Regions from separate parts of the Homo sapiens genome. Here region 1 is linked to region 2. Evidence: chromatin contacts called from ENCODE Hi-C or POLR2A ChIA-PET data. All regions are on one chromosome and are shown on one strand. Each heading gives the region's core, a stretch centred on a gene start or an enhancer-like site at or near the end of the contact. The rest is flanking DNA. Distances are from core to core; before and after follow the strand shown.

Region 1 (3,268 bases), core at 370-2,869, 2.7 Mb before region 2:
GACCTCTTTAGCTGTCTAAATCCACCTTTTGAAAAATTAAAAGTTAGTGGATCTGTGGTTGGGGGGAGGAGTACTTATATTAAGGCAGCAGAGGGTAGAGGGAGGGGGAAGGATGGAGAAGTCAAGTTGTGAGGGTACCAAGATCTCTCTTAAAAATGGCCAATGCAGATAAATCAGTCCTCTGGCTGACAACAGTTTCAGCAAAAATCAGAAGGCGAGGCCAGTCTGGCAAAACTGTGAGAATCACAATAAGAAAAATGAAAAGGACAGCTGAACGCCAAAGCTGGTTTCTTTGATATCTGTATGATCCCATCGTCCTCCTCATCATCCCCCTTCTCAATTGACCTCAAGGTTCTCCCCAGACAAATTTTTATGGAAGAGTCCACTACGAGGTGAACCGTTGTATTGAATCATTGAGGGACACGGAGGAAGATAAGGACCTCAGAGACCTCCCAACTTCTCTCTTCTTCCCGATTAAACACTTGCAATGAAGATACTTCAGCGGAATCCTGCATGCTGAACACCCATTTGCAGGTGGCGCCGCAGTGTTCTCAGGGCGGAGATTTCTCCCCCCACCCCCCCCAACCCCCCGCCCCCGCCCAATTCATAGACGCTCAAAGGCTGGACAGTTTTAGTGTGAAAGGGAGCTTTCAGGACTCACCATTTTTGCAGTAATTCCCGGGGCAGCACATAGCGTGACGCATGCAGCGTTTTCGGCGCTTCCTGCAGGCGAGACAGATTTGCACGCCTGCGTCCCCTCCGCGGGTGGGACTAGCGCAGTACTCATCAGTGCCGCACTCCTCGTCCTCTGCGCACGGGTACGGCTGTGGGAAGGGTTCGGGGAGAGGGTGAGGCACCCAGACGTCCAGGTACCCGCCCTCTTGGACCCGGGCGCTGATCACAGTCCTTATCTGTCCACCTCTCCAAAACCTGTTACTGCCCACTGCTCCCAAATGCAGGGTTACCAAATGCTCCCTGAACCGCACACATTCAGCACGTTCTACTCCCTCGTCTCCAGATAGGACCCTTTCAAGGTCAGAGCATCCTCTGAGTGCCCGACCCCTCTCACCTGGTAGTTGTCAATGGTCTGGTACTTATTCCCGCCCGGGTACAGGATTCCCGGCGCGGCGCTGACTGCAGAGCCTGGGTGCCCCGCAGCGCCGCCCAGCGGTGGGGGCAGGTTCTTGATAGCGTTGGAATTGAGAACCGAGTTCAAGGTGGCGCTCACTCCCAGCAGAGGGTGGCCGCCGAGAGCCGCCGCTACCATCGCGACAAAGACCCGGGTAGCTCCCGCTGCGCCCAGAGCCATCATCTCAGAAGGACTCAAGAGGGAGAAAGAAAGAGAAAATGACCGTCACTTTGCAAGCCTGGGTCCCCACGAAACCGTGCCGGTTCGGCTGCAGAGTCAGGGTCCGGGAGCCCCCTGCGGTCCCAGAGTCCTGACTGCAGGGAGCACAGAGCTCTGCGCCGCCACCGCCACCGCGGCTGCCTTTATACCGCGGGCCCGGAGCATTCCGGCCCCTTGGGAGGGAGACAACAAAGCCGGGATGGGATTTCAAAGCGCTGGGAGGGGCTGGGAGGGGGTGTGTTTGTGTACATGAAGGGGGGCCTTTGACACTCTTCACCCCGCCCCTCCCTTGCTTAGTCGCTCGGCTGGCCCGGCTCACCTTCGGGGTGAAGGCTACCAGCGAGCGTTATAGCAGACGACTTTAATAAATGCAGGCGGCAGCAGGAACTCTGGGAACTTGGGTGCCCTTGCCTGGCAGTAAGGGTTGAATTATCCGGATCTGAAATACTTTACAGAGCCGAGGGGTGATAGGCTCTGCAAAAGCACTTTTTGCCCCTCTCCTTTATGCCAATACTCGCTGACTGTGCACACAAGTCATATTCAGTATTAAATACAAACCGGTCTGTAATTCAATGGCTCTAGCAAGACGCCTCTGAGAGGGCCAGGTGGCGGGTGCAAGTTGCTCATTAACCCTTTAGAGTCGCAGTTTGCAGATCTGAGTTAGATCCCCGGCTTTGAGGTCCTTCAGTTGCCCTCCTCCCCCACCTCCCCCCGCCACTGCGAGAAAAATGTGCAAAGAGAAGGAAATTTGCACATCAAACGAGGGTAAGAAGGAAGAAGAGCTAATTCTCTTTTGATGGGAAGTTTAGAGAGGGAGGCGAGAGACTGGCGTTTAGAAATTAGATCAGGGGTGGAGGGAAGAGGGAAATGACCATCCGATAATCAAACCATTTAATGTTGTTCTTTGAATCAGGGCAATCGCGGCGGTAGATGAACTTGATTAGGCAGACGCGTGAGATCAAAGTGGCCGGGACCAAAGCGGACAGGGTCCAACGTGCCAGGTCAGTCGCCTTTCCCCGGTTCTCCCTTCTCAGTGGTGGGCTAATGTGGAGAAATAAGAAACCCTTAGGGCTTAGCGCCTGACTTCCTCATTAGTATATCACATCGCAACGCTTCCGAATGCAGGGTTTGCTCCCAAGTCTTACCTTGCACGGGACCACGCAATACCCTTTCTAGGGAGAAAAGAAACAACCTTGAGGAGAAGAAGAGCTGAAAGTGAATTAGAAAGTGAATTTGACGTCATTGAAATTGGTGTGTGGATATAATAAAGTAAGGCTGGTGTATAAGAATGATGTCATGCTTATAAATGGGAAATGATCTATTTAATTCAACAAAAACTTATTGGAAGCCTAGAGCCCTGGCATTGGGCTGCCCTCTGGGTTGTTACCTTATTTTTATTTTTTAAATTTTTTGGTGAGATGGGTGGTGGGGGGAGGGGCACAGTGAATACAAATATTTATGAGACACAGCTCTCATTTTAAATAATAAAGTTCTCTTTATTCTAATTACAGTAATAATAAAAGATGTAGTAACAATAAAATTATAGCAATAAATATAAAAGCATACATAATTCTTTTAAAAACAGGTTGATATTATAAGTGTCAGAAAATAAGCAACTGTTTTGTGAGTTTGGAAAAGGGAGAGATGATTGAATAATCACTATTGAATTAAAAAAGAGTAAGATATATTTATTTTGTCTTCCTCTAAGCTGTATAGATTTAGGCTGTCTATAATGACTCCACATGCTGACCTACTATAGTCAGAACTGGGGCCACCACCAAGTAAAGCCAGTGACAATCTTAAAGTAAAAAAATCCTAAAGTTTACTGGGAGAAGGAGTAATTAAAACACAATTTACTATGGTCTGTGTTCTAGTTCCTTCAGTTTCAAAGGTAATATTAAGAAGATCATCTAAACAATT
Region 2 (2,954 bases), core at 258-2,757:
ACCCCTACCCAGAGGCAAGCACCGCCCATGTATGGGCACCTGGCAGGGTTGTTGCCAGGAACAGAGAGTCCAGAAAGATGGATGAACCAGGCCCAAGGATGGAGGAGCCTGGGGCTGCCTTGCAGTGCTGGGCAGAGAATGTAAAGCCCTTGCTGGCACAGTGCAGGGACACTCTCCACAGGCTTGTTCCCACGCCTCCCAGTGCTGTGGGTTCGTAGGGGCTGCCCCCAACTGCAAAGTGAAAGAGGTGGCGTCCTGGTGAGGATTCACCGGAGCATGGCAGTCTTTTGAGAGGACAGCAAGGACAAGGTCAGGTTGGTAAAGGCCCTACAGACCATGCAGCCAATGCCTCCTTTTGCTCTGGCCCAGAGCCCCCCCCTCCCCCCCATTCGGGAGACACTAGTCAGGCTTCAGGGACCCTGAGCTTGAAGAAGGCAGAGCTGGGTGGGATGGTTTCCTGGTGGTCCCACCTACCAACTCTTCTTCCTCCATCACTCCTGGGCAGATGCCTAGAGGATGTATGTGTATATATGTCTGTTTGTGTTTTGTGCCTCCCACCCATGCTCCTGCCAGCCTGGCTTTCCAAGGGCTGCCTGCTCTGCCCCGAAGGTCCAACCCCAGTCTGGCCGGTCATTCACAGGCTGTCATCGGCTATGTCCTGGCTCAGACTTGCCACCAGCCACTGCTCCTCCTTCCCCACCCCCTGCTCCCGGGAGAAGCGGTTGCCAACCAGCAATTCAGGCGAGTCGGGTCAGACCCAAGGACCCTCCGACTAGACACAGAAAGCGCGGACCTGGTCACTTAGCAGATGCTGGGCCAAGTGAAGTGAGAACATGCGCTTGGAGTCCCGAAGCCCTGATGGTTAAGCCTCCCCAAGCCCAGGCACCGAAGCAACGCAATCCTGCAGCTTCCTAGCTGACCCCCGACGGCCGCTGCTGCGCAGGACTCAGAGGACTCCACGAGTCCTGGGGCCTCTCGGCCCCGGTGCTGTCCCTGGATAGAGCCCCCGACCGCCGCCCTTGCTCCCGGCACCGCGCTCCGCCAGCCCAGCCCAGCCCTTCTTCTCACCTGCTCTCCTCGGCTCTGCTGCCTCGGCCGACGCTGCACCGCACCACTCAGGAGTGTGGGCGGGGGTGTGAGCCGGAAGGGGTGGGGGGCGTGTCGCAGCGCGGGGGTGGGGGCTGCAGCCTGGGTTCCCGGCAGGGCCTCCGACGTCGCCCGGGTCCCCGCGGCCACCCGACTGGAGAAAGCAAGCTGGCCGCACTTCTCTCCTTCCTCTTGTACCTCCTCCCTCCTCTCTCTTCCATTTCCCCCCTCCCCCAAGCCCCCTCTTCTTCGCTGTCCTCAGCCCCATCCCTTCCCCAGCTCCCCGCCCAGGGATCTCAGCTCCCGGCCCCCAGAATCTACCCGGAGCGCTTCCCGGAGGAACTCGGGCAACAAATTTAGGCTCTAGAAGGGGGCACAGAACACTGTCCCGCCCATGCCTCCTGCCCCTAGCTCAGCATTTCCCAGTCACCGCACTTCCCCAACCCCATTATTCCAGCCTTGGGGTGCTGCTGCTGAATCCTGGAGAGGGTTGGGTCTGAGGAAGTCTCTGCTCGCTGCCCTCCTCTCCCCACCATCCAGGCCAGTCTCAAACCCTGCTACACCATCTTTCAAAATAATAATAAGAAACAATAACTGGGATCAATATTCACTGCAGGACTTCCCTTTCTGTTACCATCCCATTCCTGCTGGCACTATGGGGTGGGGAGCAGAGGTGGGGTGCTACAGACTTGGGACAATCCTGATGGCAGACCTGAGGATGCTTAAGGACTGCGGCAAGAGGCAGGCTCTCCTCTCAGACAAAAGCATCCCCCACCCCAGATAGAGACCCCCACACAGAAATAGCACAGACAGACCGACAAAGGCAGACTCCGCCCAGGCACACACAGCCCGACTCGCAGATCGAGGACAGACATGCGCACAACAGCAGAGCAGACCCTCACAGGCGCAGCTAACACACAGGCGACCCTGACCAGCCGCCTCTTCACGCTATGATGGGAAGACTCTGCCTCGATCATCAGACTACGGTCTTCGGGACATGGAGTGTTGCGCGAACGCTGGCTTGAGGCTCTCAGGGCTGGGACTAAGGATGGGAAACTTTCCTGACAGTCCTGGGCCGCTGCTCCCACTCAGGACAGGGTGGCAGTGGGGGTTGGCACCAGATCCCACACTCGCATCTCTCCCTTCAAGACTCAGACCCTCGGGACTGACAGGGATACAGCAAACACCAACCACGGCTCCCCCACTCCTCCTAGGACAAGTTCTCTAATGAACACACACATCACATCATACACACATTTCCAGAGGTCGGACTCTAAAAGATGGGCCGTTTTTCTTCCTCTGCCGGAATGCTCGGCTCCTACTCCTTTCTCAAAGCCTCAACGGGGCGGGATTCTGGTCTGAAGGGAAGCTCAGCCCAGGCACCTCAGAGCTCTGAGGCTGGTGTGGGGCGTGTCCTCAAAGGGCGGGGCCTGGCGTGCCTAGCTGGAGCGGGTCCTCAGGCTCCCCCGGGCGGCATCCCCGGGCTCTGCGCTAGGCCTGGAAAAGAGGGTCTATCCTGGGCTGAGGGGAGCATGGTGCTCCTTGGTGACCGTGGGTGACAGCCTTTGTTGGGTTTGCTTCCTTCCTATCCCCTTTTCCAGGTAGAAAAACAGCTACAGGTGCCTACGTGTTAGTTTGGCTTAGGTCTGGATTGGGACTTGGAGACCCAGTTCACCCTCCCCTCTGCTCTGGCCCTGCGCGCCTCCACGCACCCCCCACCAGTAAAGAGACTCGGCCTCCTGGGACAGACACAGTTTATTGATTTGGGCGGAGGCGCCGCGGTGCAGCGGCCCAAGTTTGGCACTGGGAGCAATGGAAGGAAGGACAGACAGATGCAGGCTCTACACAGGGGAGCCGCAGGTGGGGAC

The links. Hi-C counts contacts between places; a loop is a spot of excess contacts on that map. ChIA-PET counts read pairs that join two places held with the same protein, here RNA polymerase II (POLR2A). Pooled maps may share reads with other maps.
Region 1: a loop to region 2 is called in a map of naive thymus-derived CD4-positive, alpha-beta T cell, with 12 times the contacts of the local background. The contact joins the promoter of PRKG1-AS1 here to the promoter of CHAT in region 2. A Hi-C loop is called at or near these places in 1 of 168 maps with a recorded cell type or tissue (naive thymus-derived CD4-positive, alpha-beta T cell) and 4 of 50 pooled maps. POLR2A ChIA-PET finds 5 or more read pairs at or near these places in 1 of 52 experiments (Panc1).

Annotation. Positions count from the first base shown.
Region 1 is chr10:52,312,479-52,315,746 of GRCh38, reverse strand. It overlaps PRKG1-AS1 (PRKG1 antisense RNA 1), which reads left to right and starts at 1,619. Exons shown (of 6, transcript NR_038277.1): 1 at 1,619-2,113; 2 at 2,262-2,349. It overlaps DKK1 (dickkopf Wnt signaling pathway inhibitor 1), which reads right to left and starts at 1,466. Exons shown (of 4, transcript NM_012242.4): 1 at 1,070-1,466; 2 at 662-824. The coding sequence starts at 1,312.
Region 2 is chr10:49,612,590-49,615,543 of GRCh38, reverse strand. It overlaps CHAT (choline O-acetyltransferase), which reads right to left and starts at 1,507. Exons shown (of 15, transcript NM_020549.5): 1 at 1,069-1,507. The coding sequence starts at 1,354. It overlaps SLC18A3 (solute carrier family 18 member A3), which reads right to left. Exons shown (of 1, transcript NM_003055.3): 1 at 2,824-2,954. RefSeq lists an enhancer at 2,468-2,954.